Regions from separate parts of the Homo sapiens genome. Here region 1 is linked to region 2. The links are chromatin loops, found by intact Hi-C in ENCODE. Cell type or tissue: IMR-90. All regions are shown on one strand. Each heading gives the region's core, and the rest is flanking DNA. Links, peaks and the distances in the headings are about the cores only. Region 1 overlaps LOC124904588 (UPF0764 protein C16orf89-like). Region 2 has its middle 11 kb from the start of DRC8.

What was found. Hi-C counts contacts between places; a loop is a spot of excess contacts. Peaks named below come from ENCODE experiments on the same cell type or tissue, not always from the same donor. Only the 100,000 strongest peaks of a DNase experiment are listed, where the experiment ranks them.
Region 1: it touches region 2 in a loop (5-fold over the local background); 17 of 110 quality-filtered maps call a loop at or near these places.

The regions. Positions count from the first base shown.
Region 1 is chr1:244,900,579-244,905,959 of GRCh38, forward strand. All of the region lies in intron 1 of LOC124904588 (UPF0764 protein C16orf89-like), which reads right to left. Among named protein-coding and RNA genes, the nearest start is that of HNRNPU, 39 kb to the left of the region's middle. In IMR-90, for the core only: no CTCF peak of the experiment used is centred there; no DNase peak of the experiment used is centred there; H3K27ac peaks cover 219 bases.
Region 2 is chr1:244,955,899-244,961,279 of GRCh38, forward strand. No RefSeq gene overlaps it. Among named protein-coding and RNA genes, the nearest start is that of DRC8, 11 kb to the right of the region's middle. In IMR-90, for the core only: no CTCF peak of the experiment used is centred there; no DNase peak of the experiment used is centred there.

The sequences.
Region 1 (5,381 bases), core at 213-5,212, 55 kb before region 2:
CACAGTTTGGGAGACAGGTTCAATAGGAGCCCAAACCTCGGCATTATGAGTATATCCATGTAACAAATCTGGACATATACCCCTTGAATCTACCTTTTTTTTTTTTTTTTTTTGATGGAGTCGCACTCTGTCACCAGGTTGGAGTGCAGTGGCACAATCTCGGCTCACTGCAACCTCTGCCTCCCGGGTTCAAGTGATTCTCCTGCCTCAGTCTCCAGAGTAGCTGGGACTACAGGCGCGTGCCACCACGCCCAGCTAATTTTTTGTATTTTTTTTAGTAGAGACGGGGTTTCACCATGTTGGCCAGGATGGTCTCGATCTCCTGACCTCGTGATCCGTCCGCCTTGGGCTCCCAAAGTGCTGGGATTACAGGCGTGAGCCACTGCACCCAGTCCTAATTTTTTTTTTTTTAATTAAAAAGAAAGGGTTCTATGGTCACAGAAATTTGGGAAATGCTGCCTGCAATAAACCCCCATAGGGATTTACAATGAACAGTAACCTCTGGAAGGCCCTGAGCAGTTCTTCAAGAAAGGAAAAAGACAAAAACAGAAAAAATGACACCTGGATTTCCCACTTTCCTTCAAGCAAGGCCTGTTAACATCCTGCAGAACTAGTGTTCCAGGGACCATAAAATGGTAACTGCTGTTCTACCCAGCCTTGACAGTTGAAGCTCGTCTTTAGCAATGACACAACTTTCAGAATTTTGTAGTGAAAGATACGTTTTGTTATAAACATTAGTTGTGAATTTTTAAATCCTTTTTTCTCAAGTAACATCTCACAGCGGAAAATCCACCATGTTTCTGAAATGTTGTTTTGTTTTTCCAATTAACTTTTTTTTATATAGACTCAATTTGTTTAGCACTGTTTGGGCAAAACTGAGCAGAAAGCAATGTTCCCAGATGCCTCCTCCCCACCCCTCCCCCTCAGACTCCCCCATATCAACACATAGAGTGCCCCACAGTGGCACATTCTTACGAACAATCAACGAACCTGCACAGATAGTCATTATCACCCAAAGTCCGTAGTTCACATTGGGGTTCACTCTTGGTACTGTGCATTCTATGAGTCTTGACAAGTATATGATGACACGTATCCACCAGTGCAATAATATACAGAGTCGTTTCACTGCCCTAAAAATCCTCCGTGTTCTGCCTGTTCACCCCTCCCTCCCACTAACCCCTGGCAACTACCAAACTTTTTACTGTCATCATAGTTTTGCCTTTTCTAGAATGTCATATAATTGGAATCCTTATAATGTTTTTGTTTTTGTTAAATCTTATGGTATTTCTGTGTAAAAGGAAATTAAAGAGAGAGAGAGAGAAATAACACCCCTTCCATGGAAGATCACTGGCTCATTCTTTACTTTATAACAGGGTTTCTCAACCTTAGCACTATTGGTGTTTTGCACCAGATAATTCTTTGGTGTTGGGCAGGGAAGGGGGTGTTGTCATGTGTGGTTTATTTTTTTTTTTTTAGATGGAGTCTCGCTCTGTCTCCCAGGCTGGGGTGCAATGGAGAGATGTCGGCTCACTGCAACCTCCACCTCCCGGGTTCAAGTGATTCTCCGGCCTCAGTCTCTCGAGTAGCTGGGATTATAGGCACCCACCACCACGCCCGGCTAATTATTTGTATCTTTAGTAGAGATGGGGTTTCACCATGTTGGCCAGGCTGGTCTCGAAGTCCTGACTTCGTGATTCACCCGCCTCGGCCTCCCAAAGTGCTGGGATTACAGGTGTGAGCCACCGCGCCCGGCCTGTTTTGTGTATTTTATAGGATGTTCAGTGGCATCCCCAGCCTCTATCCACTATATAGGAAGGACCACCTTCCCAAGTTGTGACCATCAAAAACATCTCAGACATTACCAGATGTCCCCTGGAAGCGAAATCATTCGGACTGAGAACCACTGGTCTAAAGGAGACATTCAAACTTCATCAGAAAATCTCACAAATATTTTATATGTAGTCATTTACCTCTGGTAAGCATTTGGCCACCTAAAATGTTTGGTAAGGGTCGGGCACAGTGGCTCACGCCTGTAATCCCAGCACTTTGGGAGGCCGAGGTGGGCAGATCACCTGAGATCAGGAGTTCAAGACCAGCCTGGCCAATGTGGTGAAACCCCGTCTCTACTAAAAATACAAAAGTTAGCTGGGCATGGTAGCAGGTGCCTGTAATCCCAGCTATTCAGGAGGCTGAGGCAGGAGAATCGCTTGAACCCAGGAGGCAGAGGTTGCCGTGAGTGGAGATCGTGTCACTGCACTCCAGCCTGGGCAACAGAGGGAGACTCCATCTCAAAAAAAAAAAAAAAAAAAAAAAGCCTTGGTAAGGAGTAGGAAAATGAGGTATAGAGATCAAGGAGTTGCAGCCGAAATCTACAGGATGACCACGAATATGGACTTTTAATCTCACACAACAAACTGTATTATTCTTTAAGCAAAACAGCACATAAGCAAATCAGATAATAAAAGTTTTTTTTTTTTTTAAAGAGATTTTCTCCTTGAAACCTTGTTAAAGGAAAATACTTGAACCCTCGTTTTGGGGTTGTTTTCATGTCGTCTCTAGATCTGAAAAGAGTTTGATCCTGTTCAGATGTTCTTTAAATGTTCATAGAAGGTAAATTCTTGCTCTCTTTAAGAATTAAAAGCTAATACTTGACATAACTTTCTTAGACTATAAAATACATCTGATAAAAGTCTACTTTAAAAAAAGCATTTGCTGGGTGTAGTGGCTCATGCCTGTAATCCCAGGACTTTGGTAGGCCTAGGCATGGTGGCTCATGCCTGTAATCCCAGCTGCTTGGGAGGCTGAGGCAGGAGAATTGCTTGAACCCGGGAGGTGGAGATTGCGGTGAGCCAAGATCACACCATTGTACTCCAGCCTGGGCAACAAGAGTGAAACTCCGTCTCAAAAAAAAAAAAAAAAAAAAAAAAAAAAAAGCATTAGAGGCCGGCTGCGAGTTTCATGCCTGCAATCCCAGCACTCTGGGAGGCCAAGGTGGGCAGATCACTTGAGGCCAGGAGTTCAAGACCAGCCTGGCCAACATAGCAAAACCTCGTCTCTACTAAAAATACAAAAAATTCACTCGACATGGTTGTGTACGTCTGTAGTCCCAACTGCTCGAGAGACTGAGGCAGGAGAATCACTTGAACCCGGGAGGCAGAGGTTGCAGTGAGCCAAGATCATGCCACTGCACTACAGCCTGGGTGACAGAGCAAGACCGTCTCAAAAAAAAAAAAGGGTTAGAAATTTAGAGTGAGATACTTCTGCTCCAATAAACTGTGGCCCAAGCGTGTGAGACCACATACTAAAAACAGGCCAGGCCAGACACGGTGACTCATGCCTATAATCCCAGTGCTTTGAAAGGCTGAGGTGGGAGGATCGCTTGAGTTCAGGAGTTCGAGACTGACCTGAGTAACATGGGGAAACCCTGTCTCTAAAAAAAAAAAAAAAAAATTAAAAATTAGCCAGGTGTGGTGGTGCATGCCTGTAGTCCCAGCTAGTCCAGAGGCTGAGGCAGGAGGAAGGTTGCAATCAGGAGTTCGAGGCTGCAGTGAGCTATGATCATGCCAGCGTAGGCAACAGAGCAGGGATACCCCATCTCAAGAAAGGAAGGAAGGAAGGAAGAAAGGAAGGAGCAAACATCCCAAAAGGTAGTTTGAGAAGAGGGGGAACTCTTACAATGTCACTTACCAGAATAGACCAACAGCAATTTTTTAGTGACATGCTTTTGATTTTAGTCCCAAATCCCTAGTTTTTATTGAATGTGGCCAGCAAAGCCCTGCATGGTGTGATCCCTGCCCACCCAGACAGTCTCTCTCACGTGACTCCTCCCAGCCCCACCCCACTTCTCAGTCAGATTGGACTTCTTGCCACCGCAGGGTTTTTACCTCTGCTATTTCCACTGCCTGGCACCATTTCTTCCTCTCATCCTTATCCTGTCTCAGCCTATTCAGTCTTAGTCCATTCGGGGTGCTATAACAAAATAGCATAACTGGCCGCTTACAAACAACAGAAATGTATTATCTCAGAATGCTGAAAACAGAAAAGTCCAAGATGAAGGCGCTGGCAAATTCCGTGTCTGGTGAGTGCACACTTCCGGTTCGGAGACGGCACCTTCTCACTGTGTCCTCACGGTGGAGGGGACTGGGGGCTCGCAGGGACTCTTTTTTTTTTTTTTTTGAGACGGAATTTCGCTTTTTTTGTCCAGGCTGGAGTTCAACGGCGCGATCTCGGCGCGCTGCAACCTCCGCCTCCCCGGTTCAAGCGATTCTCCTGCCTCAGCCTCTCGAGTAGCTGGGACTACAGGCGCCCGCCACCACACGTGACTAATTTTTTTTTTTTTTTTTTGACAGAATTTCGCTCTGTCGCCCAGGCTGGAGTGACAGTGGCGCGATCTTGGCTCACTACAAGCTCCGCCTTCCGGGTCACGCCATTCTCCTGCCTCCGCCTCCCGAGTAGCTGCGACTACAGGCGCCCGCCACCGCGCCCATCTAATTTTTTGGTCTTTGTTTTAGTAGAGACGGGGTTTCACCGTGTTAGCCAGGATGGTCACGATCTCCTGACCTCGTGATCCGCCCGCCTCGGCCTCCCAAACGCCCGGCTACTTTTTGTATTTTTAGTAGAGAGTTTCGCCATGTTGGTCAGGATGGTCTCGAACTCCTGACCTCAGGTGATTCACCCACTTCGGCCTCCCAAAGTGCTGGGATTACAGGCGTAAGCCACCGCGCCCAGTTTCCTTTCAACTTTTCTCAAGGATCTTCCTTCAGACTGAGGGCTGTGTTTCTGGCCCTAGCCCTTGAAGTTTTGTTGTTGTTTTTTTCAATAATCAGTAGTTCTGAACATTTCATTTCCCAGTTTCTGTGTTCTTTCTGCCCAAAGCTAAATTCTAATATTTCAGTAAATATTTTCACTGGTTCTGGCAGCATAGTATTTTATCATGTGACAATGCCACTGTGGGTTTATAGAACCATTCGTTCCCTGTTGAGGGGCATTTATGTTGTTTCCAACTTTCTGATATTATGGTGAAATGCCACAGTGGGGATACTCGTAACCTAAATTTTCCCACATGTCTGATTATTTTCTCAGGATAAATTTCTAAAAAGAACTGCTAGGCTGGGCATGGTGGCTCACGCCTGTAGTCCCAGCACTTTGGGAGGCCGAGGCAGGTGGATCGCTTGAGCCCAGGAGTTCAGGACCAGCCTGGGCAACATGCAAAACCCCATCTTTACAAAAAATACAATAATTAGCCAGGCATGGTGGCATGTGACTACAGTCCTAGCTACTCGAGAGGCTGAGGTGGGAGAATTGCTTGCGCCCAGAAGGTGGAGGTTACAGTGAGTGGAGATCGCACTACTGTACTCCAGCCTGGGGGACAGAGTGAGACC
Region 2 (5,381 bases), core at 284-5,283:
AAAGAAACAATCAGCATACATCAGTGAAGACTGCCCAAACTTAAATAGGAGATTAGTAAAGGAATCTTTGAATACAGGACATTGCATCAAATAGCAGGTATCGCAATGACAGCTTTGCACACCGCAGAAATAATTGTTTACGTGTAGTGCCTGCTGTCCACTCTCTAAAAGAGCTGAGGGGGTAGGGCACTATATTGTAACTCATGTAGAGGAACTGAGACATATGCTCCAAATTCTTTGCCTTCTGACTTCTTATGGTTAGGACACGGAAAAATCCAGAAAACTGAACATATGAAACTTGCAAATGACTGATATCTTAAGTGTATGTTCGGCAGAAGCGGATCATGCTTTATTCATAATTAAGTTATCTAAATTTTTGGCTCAACAAGTATTTGTTTCCGACATTGAACAAAGGTATATGGCTTATAAGGATGAATAAGACGCATTATTCTTTTTGCCCTTATATGGTCCACATGAGGATTAAAGAAACACCACATGCTGGTCAGGCGCGGTGGCTCACGCCTGTAATCTCAGCACTTTGAGAGGCCGAGATGGGCTGATCACCTGAGGTTGGGAGTTTGAGACCAGCCTGACCAACATGGAGAAACCCCATCTCTACTAATAATACAAAAATTATCCGGGTGTGGTGGCGCATGCCTGTAATCCCAGCTACTGGGGAGGCTGAAGCAGGAGAATCGCTTGAATCTGGGAGGTGGAAGTTGCAGTGAGTCAAGATCATGCCATTGCACTCCAGCCTGGGCAACCAGAGTGAAACTCTGTCTCTGAAAAAAGAACAAAAAACAAAAACAAACAAACAAACAAAACATGCTTTAGATACTTGAGGTAAGGGAAGGAAATCTCAAATGGAAATAAGAGTCAAATTTCTAAGCTGGGCACGGTGGAGCACACCTGTAATCCCAGCACTTTGGGAGGCTAAGGCAGGAGGATCGCTTGAGCCCAGGAGTTCGAGACCAGCCAGGGCAACAGAGTGAAACTCCTGTCTCAATAAAATAAATAAATAAATAATGAAAAAATGTAAAAAGAAATTTCTGCTGTCCTCCCAGATGCAAGGCCAGTTGGTGCTGCAGGGAATAAGGTTGCCTAAAGATAGAATCATGACAGCATTTTACTTAGGAAAGAGCTATGGATGAACTTGAATACTTGGATAAGTTCATGGTTAATATGTCAGATTACATATGCCACATAATATAAGGAAATTGTTATACCATGAAAAAAGTTAAGACCGGTTAATTCAGCCCTTCTCTTTATTTGCAAATTGGCCCTGTAAACTTTGTCTAGTTTCAGGAACTGTTGGAGGGATTTTGGAATCAGATTTAATCGCTCCTGGTCTGTGCTACTTAACTTGCAAGCATTTCTCTGATATAGTATTAGGTTGGTGCAAAATTAATTGCGGTTTTTGCCATTACTTTTAATGGCAAAACAGCAATTACTTTTGCACCAACCGAATACTTTTCTTATTGTGCTTTCTTTCACCTGTAGAGTCCAAGGTACTTGTTCATTAATTGAGCCAAATTATTTAGGTTTAAAAAAAGAGTTCTGGGACACAGCTCTCTTCGACGTGGAGATGGATGTCTTGGATGGATGAATATATTAATTAATCCAGTATTTCCTGAATTTTTTCAGTTATACATTATGATATGGTTTGGATTTCTGTCCCCGCCCAAATCTCATGTCGAATTGTAATCCCCCATGTTGGAGGAGGGTCCTGGTGGGAGGTGATGGGATCATGGAGGTGGATTTCCCCCTTGCTGTTCTCGTGATAGTGAGTGAGTTCTCTCGTGATCTGGTTGTTTAAAGGTGTGTAGTCCCTCCCCCTGCTCCCTCTTCCCCTTTCTCCAGCCTCATCACAGGTGCTGCTTCCCCTTCACCCTCTGCCGTGATTGTAAATTTCCTGAGGCCTCCCCAGCCATGCTTCCTGTACAGCCTGTTGGACTGTGAGTCAGTTAAACCTCTTTTCTTTATACATTATCCAGTCTTGGGTAGTTCTTTACAGCAATTCGAGAATGAACTAATACACTTTACTTCTTTTTTCTCTCTCTCTGTCTCCTCCCAGGCTGGAGTGCGGTGGCATGATCATAGCTTACTGCAGCCTCGAACTCCTGGACTCAAGCCACCCTACTGCCTTTGGCCTCCCAAAGCGCTGAGATTACATGTGTAAGCCACTGTACCTAGCCACCCTTCACTTCTGATTTTTGTCAGGTCCATGTTACTTGTACTATTAGATACCAACATTTTCTTTAATTTGACATAAATTGTCCAATTTTTAAAACATAGTCTCATCGTAAGCAATGATATCTGTGAAATCTGAGTTTGAGGCAGATGTTTAAATATACCTTAAAATAAAAACAACTATATAAATAAATTAAAATCATGAGCCACATAAAATAGCCTTCCACTCACTTTGGAAAACAAAGTATTAATCAATTAATAAAATTTTGAACTGGAAAGGTCTCTTTTAGATTTTCTAATCCAACTCAGAGTTCCACAGAGATTCAGCCAAAGTCACCAGCTGAGGGAAGAGTTGGGAGTAGAGCCTCAGTCTACGGTTTAGTGTGAAAAGTTTAGGGCTTTCTTTACCATGTTTGTTGCAAATTATGCCCCCAACTAGCTGAACAGCTATTTAAATATAAGCATTCCTATCAAATACAATGATTTTAGTTTGGGTATAAATGGTGCCAAAGTAATTCTTCTGTTGGTAGCTAATAGGTCTGACTGCTTAAGCTCACTAAAATACTTATTTTCTTATTTGCGGAAGCAATAGCTCTCTCTAATTATTTAAAAATTATCAAATAAACTGGATTCAGTGGTGTGTGCCTGTAGTCCCACCTACTCAGGAGGCTGAAGTGGGAGGATTGCCTGAGGCCTGAAGTCCAAGACCACACCCACACATACGTGCGTGCACGGGTGAGTGTTATAGAATAAAAAGAATGGGTTACACTAATTCATTTGTTTATTTTTTTTTGAGAGGGGGTTCTTGCTCTGTCACTCAGGCTGGAGTGCAATGGTGTGATCTCAGCTCACTGCAACCTCCATCTCCCAGGTTCAAGTGATTCTCTTGCTTCAGCCTCTGGAGTAGCTGGGATTACAAGTGCACACCACCACGCCCAGCTAATTTTTTGTGTTTTTAGTAGAGACGGGGTTTTGCCATGTTGGCCTGCCCGATCTCAAACTCCTGACCTCGTGATCCGCCCACCTCGGCCTCCCAAAGTGTTGGGATTACAGGCAAAAGCCACCGTGCCCAGCCTACACTAATTTAAAATGTTACTAATAGGGGAGACCGGTGGGGAGGCAGGCAGAAAGGAGGTATAGGGGAACTCTACATTTTGCTTAATTATTTTGTAAAGCTAAATCTGCTCTAAAGATAAAGTCTAATAGTAAAAGCAAAGATAGAATGATATTGAAGCATAGTCCTCTTTAAAAATAGGAATGTGTCTAGCTGAGATCACTCTCTTCTACTTTATCTTAGCAATAGTGTTTTGCTACGGACTATGATGAAGCATTAAGGGCCAGGAGCGGTCAAGGTTGGACAGTTTGGCCCATTTATGGTTTAGTACAGATATGGAGGGCATGTAGGTGTCTAGGCCCTGGATTGGAAGTGAAATTTGCCCTTAACATTATCAACACAGTGATCCTATTTCACATTTTTGATCCCCAAATTCTTTTTTTTTTTTTTTTTTTGAGACGGAGTCTCGCTCTGTCGCCCCGGCTGGAGTGCAGGGGCGCGATCTCGGCTCACTGCAAGCTCCGCCACCCGGGTTCACGCCATTCTCCTGCCTCAGCCTCCCGAGTAGCTGGGACTACAGGCGCCCGCCACCACGCCTGGCTAATTTTTTGTATTTTTAGTAGAGACGGAGTTTCACCGTGTTGGCCAGGATGGTCTCGATCTCCTGACCTCATGATCCGCCCGCCTCGGCCTCCCAAAGTGCTGGGATGACAGGCGTGAGCCACCGCGCCCGGCTGATCCCCAAATTCTATTAGTGTTATTACTAGGTGATACTTACGGAAAATAGACAATGATTATCCTAAGATTTCAAAGCATAAGTATTAAGTGGTAAAAATGTCATACCCGTTTTAAAGAAAGGGGGGCGTAGAGGCCTAACATTCCTAAATGACACTGGGGCAAAAATAGAAATAAAATCCAGGTGTCTAGGGCCTGGCTTTCCCATCGTTGCCGTTCATTGTTAAAGTGATCATTAAACAATAACAATACAAAGAAAGACAGGGTCATAGTCTTATGAGCACTCATATTTTAAAGAGAAAGGCGTTAAAAAGAAGCTATACAGGAGCCTCAATTCTGCATAGGCATGGTTTTTTAAGATGATTTAGGGAAGGTTTTGTGTTTGTTGCCATTAGTTTTAAAAGTATTAAATTCTTGGTTATATCCTTTTTTTAAAAAATTGTATTTGCCCTAATCATATAACATGAAAAACGTACGATCAAGGCAAAAAAATAAAGTGCTAGGTTTAGTTATTTGGTTTCAAATAAGCCACAACTAGTATGAAATTTCTAGTTAATATTCTACTTAAAGGTCTACAAATTCAAAGGCCTTGAGACCCACTTAAGGCACCGAAATAAAATAACTTAGTGAATAAACTTAGCCAAATTACTTAAATCCCTAATCCCTTGCTTTTTACAAATAGGAATACCTCACCACTTGTCTCCTGGGAAAGATACTATTAGTCTATTCTGATGACACTTCTATGGCATTTTGGATTGCCAGTTGATAATTTTCAAAAAAGGTAGATACAAACCATTGCTGGGTATGCTGTGGCCATGATGAGGGCATAGTATACATGCTGTATACTATTTGAAGGAGAATGTAGTTTTGGTGGGTGAGTGTCTCAAGTTTGTGGGTCATTGTTACCAGCTGTAAAAGGACCTCAGCAACTGCAGAGCAGTTATCAGGTTTGTGTACTCCCTGTTGGACCTAGAAGACAGTCCTGCACCTAGTAGGTGCTCCAGAAGCATTTTCTGAATGCCGAGTGAATCGTCCCCCTCCAAGACTGGAGAGGGAGGCTAAAATGAACAAGAGCCCCCCCAGGAGTTTGTGCCTGCCTTCCTTTTACTACTTGGTGAGGAAGGATTACGAATATGTAAGAAATGAGAGGCACTAGAGAATGAAGTAAACCCTTCAACAGTTACCCAGCTGTCCCTTGGCCTGACTTCCCCTAGCTCCATGCCCCAAATGCAACTCACTTTTCCCTTCCATCCAAGCCTTCCTAAAAATAACTTCCTTTTCTAACTTCTCACTCCTGTCACCACTATTCATTTCCAAGTCTCACACCTTCCCTTACCTCCTTGAAAATATAGCTGACCTGAAAAAAAAAGGCGGGGCGGGGGGTAAGGGTGGGGGAAGAGTG